Linked DNA regions of Mus musculus: region 1 is linked to region 2. A link is a contact called in ENCODE Hi-C data. All regions are on one chromosome and are shown on one strand. The core of a region is the stretch at or near the end of the contact, and the rest is flanking DNA. Distances in the headings are between cores, read along the strand shown. Region 1 has its middle 2.8 kb from the start of Lncppara. Region 2 overlaps 7530416G11Rik (RIKEN cDNA 7530416G11 gene).

Region 1 (3,794 bases), core at 667-3,166, 210 kb before region 2:
GGAGGGCCAGTGGCGGGGCGGGCAGGGAGTGAGCAGTCAGCAGACGCCCTGCCATCTGCCAGCCGCCACCTCTCAGTCCTGTCCCAGTCCTGCAGTGTCTGCCTGGGGGAGGAGCCAGGCTGGCCAGGACAGGTGTGCCAAAGGCCTAGGCAGGCAGGTGGCCCTTTCAGGGCTGGGCGGATGTCTGGAGGGAGAGAGGCAGACAGACAGTGTCACCCTGAAGTCACCTCAGGCTTGGCTTGGGGCCACCAAGAGCCAGACCCCCCCCCACAGTAACCCCCCCTCTCTTGGCTTCCCTGATTAGGTTTCTCCCATAAAGCGGCCAGTGTCTCTGCTCAGTAGGCCGTGCCAACAGCGAGTCTGGGAACGGCGGGAGGGGGTTGGCATCCGGCTGGGCAGAAGGCGGATCTCCTTGTGAACAAGGCCCATAAAGTTAAAAAGATGCACGCTCACTGGGTAGGCATGGGTCGACATGCCAGGGGGCAGGCCATGCCCAGTGGGCACCATCTTGGATCTAGCTAGGACAGGCATGTTAGGGGGTGAACAAGAATCTCATTCATCAAGACAAGTAACTTTGTGCGAGGTTTAGAGAAATGGTTAATGCAAAAGCCCCCTAGACACTACAAAGATCACATCTGAGTGAAGATGACCTGGGCTTTGCGGAGTCTCCCCTGGCTTCAGACTGGAACGCTCTGGCAGGTGTGTGGCAGAGTGCTGGACAGGCTTGGGTGCCCTCTTCCAAGCACGGACCAGTTACGCAGGGTCACACCCAGAGCTGGCATTGATATGCCTTCCACCTGGCTCTTGTAGCCTTACACACCTCATGATGGTCCCATGCTGGATCCGATCTGCACTCGGCTCTGTTTAGCTCAGGGTCTGCAGTGCTCTGGTGGCTTGCCTACCCCTCAATCTAGGGTCCATAGCAAAACTCAGGAGAGAAAAAAAAAAAGGAAGATTCAAGGTCTCAGCTGGCTGAGGAGGCCCATGTAGCTGAGCCTAGCTCTCCCCATCTAGAAACAGGGTCTGAGGCAAAGTCAGTTGGCCATGGACCTTCTCTGGAGAGCTAGCGAGATAGCTGTCTGATACGGACAGGATCAGAAGCCATGAGGAAGTTGCTGGCTTATGCCTAGGGCAAAGCACAGAAGGCCTGGAGTACAGTAGGGAAAGGCCACTGTGCAGGGACCCTGGTCCCTGGACTCAGCTCGGAGCTAGACATTTAGGCTACAGGTCACCAGCTCTGAGCACGAAGCTATGTGTTCATCTGTAGATATTCTCAGTCAAAGCCTCATCTGGGTCATAGGAGGGTGAGTGGGAATTGACTATAGACGTGACATCATGGGGACTCTGTCTGCTCTCTGACAAACCACCCCCCCTCATCAACTCCCCCATGGGCCTTGCCCTTCCTTGGGAGCCGTTTCCTGTTCTAGGAAGCTTATATCCCAGGATCCCAGGAGGCTCTGTCCTAGCCCTGCAGTGGGAAGGCATTGATCTGGGCCGGTAAATTGTGAACGTTCTGCTGGGTCTCTGGAAGGAGGGCACGGCCTGAACAAGTACCACTTCAGGGTGACAGAGTTTTCTGCCTGGAAGCTGTAGGGGAAGAAGCTTAGGGCCAACTTCCTAAATGAGACAGCTTGTCTCTCTACATGGCTTCTTGCTACCCTGGTGGAGAGATAGCAGGACCAGGCAGAAGAACAGTTACATAGCATCGAGTAACCCCCCCCCCCTGCTGCCCAAGAAGATTTTTACTTGGAGCTATCTCCTCATTTTTTAAGGGCCCTCCACCCCCCCCCCAACACAGGGGTAGCAGAGCCTTCCAGTCACTCCTGGCCTCCCAGAGCATGCCCTGGATTGTCCTACCTTGAGAAGTTGGAATGTACTGTCATTACGGCAATGACCAAGGCAGCCGGTTGTACTGTGGACCTGGACGGCATCATTATGGTAGCGCTCTGGGACGCGCGCTGCTTCTGATCTCTGGGAAGGCAGAGGAAGACTGTGAGCTTGTGAACAGGCACAGGAAGCTCTTAGGGGGCTTACAGTGGATCCCTGCTGAGCCGAGATGCTGAACCAGGCAGCCACTACATAGCGAGTAGGGAGGTGGGGGGTGGGGGACTGTGTTGGGGTAGTCAGAGCCTTGGTGGTCTGGTCCATTGGCCCTGTGGGTCTGGGAGTTAAGCAGCCTCGTCTAGCAAGCACCTGGACTGCTTCTTGATATCACAGGCTACCCCGGCCAGGAGACTGGCTGGACACTGTAAAACCCTGGCATTCTATGCCATGCTCAGCCAGGGAGGCCCAAGGTCCTTGGGCAGGTCAAGGGTATGAGGGGCATTTGGAGGACCGAGGCTTTCCTCTCCAGGAGGACCTAACTCAAATCTGTGCTTGTTGACGGCTCCACTCAGAAACCCAGTGCCACAATACAGACATTATTTCTAGGCCCATCAGTGCTGACCCCGCCCGTGCCAAAGACATCCTCTCTAAAAGTACAGTGTAAGTGGCCGGCTTTCCGGATTGTGATGTCCGGCCACTCTCTCTCCCTGTCTGCTTGGTGATAAAGCCTCGCAGGGTAGCAAGGCATAAGTGAGCTGGGTAAGGGGCCAGGGCTCCCAGGCTGCCTTGCCAAAAGCTGGCTGTGCCAAGCCCAGGGCAGCCATGGCCGAAGCCAAACATTGTGGGGGCAGGTCCTGGGCTCTGGCCAGGCCACTCAGGGCAGGCAGGAAGCAGGGGTCTCCTTCTCCTCAAGGCTGGATTCAGCTACAAAATGGCCGACACAGCCAGTCAGCTATGTCGGCCATTTTGTGACGCCCTTGGCAGACAAAGGCCTATGGGAGTCAGAGGGTAGGACCAGTGGATGTCTGGCAGAGAAGAGGAACCCAAATGGAAACAAGGCTCTGCCCTGTGCTGAGGCCTGAGATGGTCTGGTCAGAGAAAGTGTGTCAAACAGGCTCTTTCCAGCAGAGCCTTCCTCCTGCCGAAGCTCCAAGCACGCTCAGGGCTTCCAGCAACTTCCACACCTCCCTTCAAGGGGCTCCTGGTGGGCCATGGTGGGCCTGTCAAAGAGCACTGAAGTTCTTACACTTAATGGTAGCAGATGTGAGGCTGCCTAGGCCTGTGCGCTTCGGGGTTACAATTCTCTGCCCTAGTTTCTCTGCAGGACATGTCCTAATCTGCCCATGCTGGGGAGGCCTCAAGCCAGGGGCCTCAGGTGCCAGCCTGTGCTCCTAGAACAGATGGTCCAGGTAGAGCAGTCCTGTCTGGGGCCAATAGGTTGAGGGATCAGTTGCCAAGATGGCCACCAACAGGGATCCCAGGAGTACTCACTTCACGAGTGTGTGGCTGTGCCTGGTCCCCACTCTTGATGGCTCCAGCTAGGATGGCCCTAGAGACGTTCTATCCTGCCTCAGCCACGTTGTAAACAAGCACCATCATTTATCTAGTTAGAGCCCCTTTTTCATCTGCTGGCCAGCCAGCGGTCCCACTGCCCACTCACCATGGCTGCTCTCCATGCCTTTCTAGGCAGAGGGCAGTAGGAACTCAGTGACCACCCACGGAGAGGTGGATCTAGGGGTTATTGGCCTCCTTTATGCTCCTTCCCATTCTTATTCTCTCTCTTATTCAGAATCCAGTTGTAAACTAGAGGCAGAGAGAGTTGTAAACTCTGCCCCCCCCCCCCGGGGACAGGACGGAGCTGGGGGTATAGGACCCACTTCAGGCTGCCTCGTATTGATCTATGCTAAGCAAAACATCTATGTGGAGAACAATCCCACTTCACAGGCAGGTAGTCTGAGGCCCAGGGGGAT
Region 2 (3,860 bases), core at 1,108-3,607:
AGCAATGATGGATGATAGATGATGCCCAGGGATAAGCTGGCAGAGCTTAGGGGCAAGGAGAGTATGGGAGCTGGACAGGGTGGCTGGCCCTCCTGTGGGTAGATCCCAAGTACATGAACTTGAGGGCTCAGTCTTTTAGCTCTGGATTCTTTCTCCTCCTCCTCCTCCTTCTCCTCCTTCTCCTTCTCCTCCTCCTCCTCCCCCTCCCCCTCCCTCCTCCTCCTCCTCCTCCTCCTCCTCCTCCTCCTCCTCCTCCTCCTCCTCCTCCTCCTCCTCCTCCTCCTCCTCCTCCTCCTCCTCCTCCTCCTCCTCCTCCTCCTCCTCTTCTTCTTCTTCTTCTTCTTCTTCTTCTTCTTCTTCTTCTTCTTCTTCTTCCTTCTCCTTTTCCTCCTCTTCTTTTTCCTCCTCCTCTTCCCCTTCTTCCTCCTTCTTCTATTCCTCCTCCTCCTCCTCCTCCTCCTCCTCCTCCTCCTCCTCCTCCACTTTTTCTTAAGACTGGGGGTCACCATAAGCAGCTAAGTTCAAGTCAGGCAAGCCTTTTTGTCTGTTCCCAGAGCCCCAAGAGCTGAGCTGTCACTACTAAACAGGTACCACCAGCCCAGATTGCATCTGGTAACTGATGTAAAGACTGCTGGCCTGCCTTCCTTTCAAGGCAGCCCCTCTTCCTGCTCACAGCAGCAACTGCCACCCATGGAAGCTTAGAGCTCAAGGCCTTTCTTCCCTCCCCCTCCTCCTCATACCCCTCTCCTCTCCTCCCATCTTCCTCCTCCTCTTCCTCCTCTTCTTCCTCCCCCTCCTCTTCCTCCTCCTCTTCCCTCTTCCTTCCCTCTCCCTCCTCCTCTTCCTCCTCCTCTTACCTCCTTCCTCCTCCTCCTCCTTCTCCCACTCCTCTTCAGGGTCTCTTTTTGCAACTGTCTTATCATATCTCTAGATGTCTCACTATATATGGAGCCAGTAGGGTTTTCTGGACCCAGAGTGCCAGAAGAGACCCAGAACTGCTCTCCTGTGATCTTGATCCTAGGCAGAGGCCACATGCCAGGATAACAGGCTAAGGGAGTTTGAGACCACTGGGTGACATTCATGTAACTGTTTCTCATCTGGAAAATGTTCTCGTTGGGCCTAACAACCCCAGCATTGGAGATTCAAGCATCTTTGTTTCTGAAGTGACTTCAGTTGTCACCCAGAAGATGACATGAAGGAGGAGGGAGTCAGTTGTTGAGAGACAGCACCTCTCTCCCTGTAGTGAGGGATAGATGGTCTGTTTGGGGGCTATGCCTGCTGTTTCTTCCTGCTTTGGGACCACTGGCCAGGTTCCCCAGCCCTTGGCCTTCACAATTCTTTCCCTAGAAGTTCTGGAGTGGGGTCCAGTCTGCAAGGGACCACAGTGCTTCTCTCATAGGCTATGAGTTCCCAGAGGATGGTTTTCCTCTGCTGGTGTCTTAGTCAGGGTTTCTAATCCTGCACAAACATCATGGCCAAGAAGCTAGTTGGGGAGGAAAGGGTTTATTCAGCTTACACGTTCCACATTGCTCTTGATCACCAAAGGAAGTCAGGACTGGAGGAACTCAAGCAGATCAGGAGCTGATGCAGAGGCCATGAAGAGATATTACTTACTGGCTTGCTTCCCCTGGCTTGCTCAGTTTGCTTTCTTATAGAACCCAAGACTACCAGCCCAGGGATGGCACCACCCACAATGGGCTGGTCCCTCTACTTGATCACTAATTGAGAAAATGCCTTACAGCTGGATCTCATGGAAGCATATCCTCCAGGGAGGCTCCTTTCTCTGTGATAACTCCAGCTTGTGTCAAGATGACACACAAAATCAGCCAGTACAGATGGGAACCTCACACAGGTTCCTGGCCCTTGTTCAGAACCGGCCAAGGCAGGTACTTAGAGCAGTTTAGAACATCCTTGCCTTGCCTGATGGCGGATATCCTCCAGCAGAGAGTGAGCCCCCGCTTTCCTTTGCTCATAGGACTTGCGCTGGGGTTGCTGGTGTGCGGTGGTGGCCATGGTGTGTCCCCAGGCAGCCTCTGAGTAAGGCACCACTTTAACCTCTCCACCTCCTGTTGTTCTTACCAACAGAACTTTCCAGAGTGCAGGCAGGAAGGGCGGAGGATGCTCACAAAGGGCACTGCCTGGATTGCTGTCTACAGAGGCTCGGCTCCCTCTGATGTTTTGAACCCAGGGGAATCACTGGCAAGAATTATTTCAGCTCCCAAGAAGGGGACTTGGCGACAGGTGACTTGTCTCGCAGATTGCTGAGGTGCTAATGAGTGCTAATTATAATCTGAATCGCCTTGCCAAGGCAATCTGTCCTGCTGGGGCAGGCGGGGACCAGTCTCAGGGAGTGAGTGGGTAGCTTTGGGGGATGGGTGTCTCTGTGTCTTGGTGCTGGCTTGGGGGATGTCCCTGTTCAGACGTGTTCTTGTATTCTAAGGGGAGAAGAGACATTCACACCTTGGAAAGCCAGGCGAGGTGAGGTGGGACCGACGGTGGCAAGGCCAGCAATAGCTTCTTCCTTTTTCTACAGACACAGAAGGAGCTGTGCGGGCAGAGAGGCCCAGCAGGGTTGCCATGGGAACGCCTCCTGATTGGAAAGGGATTCTATTGGGGTGCGAAGGACAGAAGGAGGCACCCTGAATCCTGTCTACCTCACCCATTCCCTCCCTCAGCCTGGGACCAACTCCAAGGCAGGCAGCCTCAGGCTTGCCCAGGCTTCTGGAGGGCTGGAGAAGGAATTGGAATTGACATTGAATTCCATGTATGCTGGAGCCTGGTCTCTATTCCACGGCAGACAGTAGGTGAGGGTTTAGCTTGAATGTGACTCCCCTAAAAGTCTGGACCAAGTTTTCTGAGCTTATAGCCTGAACTACCAAGATGGGAAATGGACCTACACAGGGTGGGTGATCCACCCATATAGTCTGCTCTAACATAGATGTGTGCTCTGGGAATCAGTGACAGCGTCTTTGTCAGATAGAGACACTGAAGCTCGGAGAGCTTGAGACAAGTGTTTGAGGCTACGAGGGGACCAAGAAGAGGCACAGCTGGTGAGAAAGGTGAGAAAGGGCTTGTAGTCATGGCTGAAGACTACATACAAGTGGCCTCCTATGACCAAAAGTGAGCAAAGACAGGGATCAGAAGCACATTGCACAAAGGCAGACGTGGGCTCCAAGCCTGCCAAGTTTGGCAGGTGGAGTGGAGGCCAGCTCTACTCCACTTTGGTGAAGAGAACCAGGGGTCAGCTGTGGGAAAGGACTCACCTTGGTCAAAGGCCAGAAGAAATGACCTATTTCCAATAGGCAAGCTGTGGAATCAGGTTCCCAGCAACAGATATACAGAAAGCCAGGCATGGTGGCACGAGACTACATTCCTAACACTGGGGAGGCAGAAGCCAGAGGATCAAGGAGCTCAAAGGCATCCTTAGCTATAGAGGGAGTTCAAGTCTAGCTTGGACTGTAAGAGACCCCTGTCTCCCAACAGCAACCAAGCAAGCAAATGGATGGAGAAGGAAATACGGGGCCTACACACAATGGAGATTTACTGAGTCTCCAAGAGGAACGGGATGATGCCATTTACAGGTAACTAGGAGGAGATCACATCAGTGAAGTCAGGCAGCCTCGGAAAGACGGACACTACACTTTCCCACCTGGTATGCAGGGTGCTGGTTAGTTTTCTTCAACTTTACACAAACTACAGTCACCTGGGGAGAAGGACCCTCCATTGAGGAGGTGCCTCCATCAGATGTGCCTGTCTATAGCGCATTTTCTCCTCCTTCCTTCCTTCCTTCCTTCCTTCCTTCCTTCCTTCCTTCCTTCCTTCCTTCTCCCTCTCTCTCTCTCTTATTATTATTATTGGTT

Evidence for each region. Hi-C counts contacts between places; a loop is a spot of excess contacts on that map.
Region 1: a map of regulatory T cell shows a loop between it and region 2 (2.0-fold over the local background). The contact joins two enhancer-like sites. A Hi-C loop is called at or near these places in 2 of 37 maps with a recorded cell type or tissue (gastrocnemius and regulatory T cell).

What each region holds. Positions count from the first base shown.
Region 1 is chr15:85,699,084-85,702,877 of GRCm38, reverse strand. No RefSeq gene overlaps it. Among named protein-coding and RNA genes, the nearest start is that of Lncppara, 2.8 kb to the left of the region's middle. Within about 2 kb of position 1,916, at least 2 of the 3 ENCODE cell types and tissues checked have a DNase peak (open chromatin) inside an H3K27ac peak, as active enhancers do.
Region 2 is chr15:85,492,991-85,496,850 of GRCm38, reverse strand. 7530416G11Rik (RIKEN cDNA 7530416G11 gene) reads left to right here. Exons shown (of 5, transcript NM_001256072.1): 3 at 2,086-2,241; 4 at 2,534-2,804; 5 at 3,484-3,860. The coding sequence starts at 2,119. The coding sequence ends at 3,569. Among named protein-coding and RNA genes, the nearest start is that of 7530416G11Rik, 8.3 kb to the left of the region's middle. Within about 2 kb of position 2,357, at least 1 of the 3 ENCODE cell types and tissues checked has a DNase peak (open chromatin) inside an H3K27ac peak, as active enhancers do.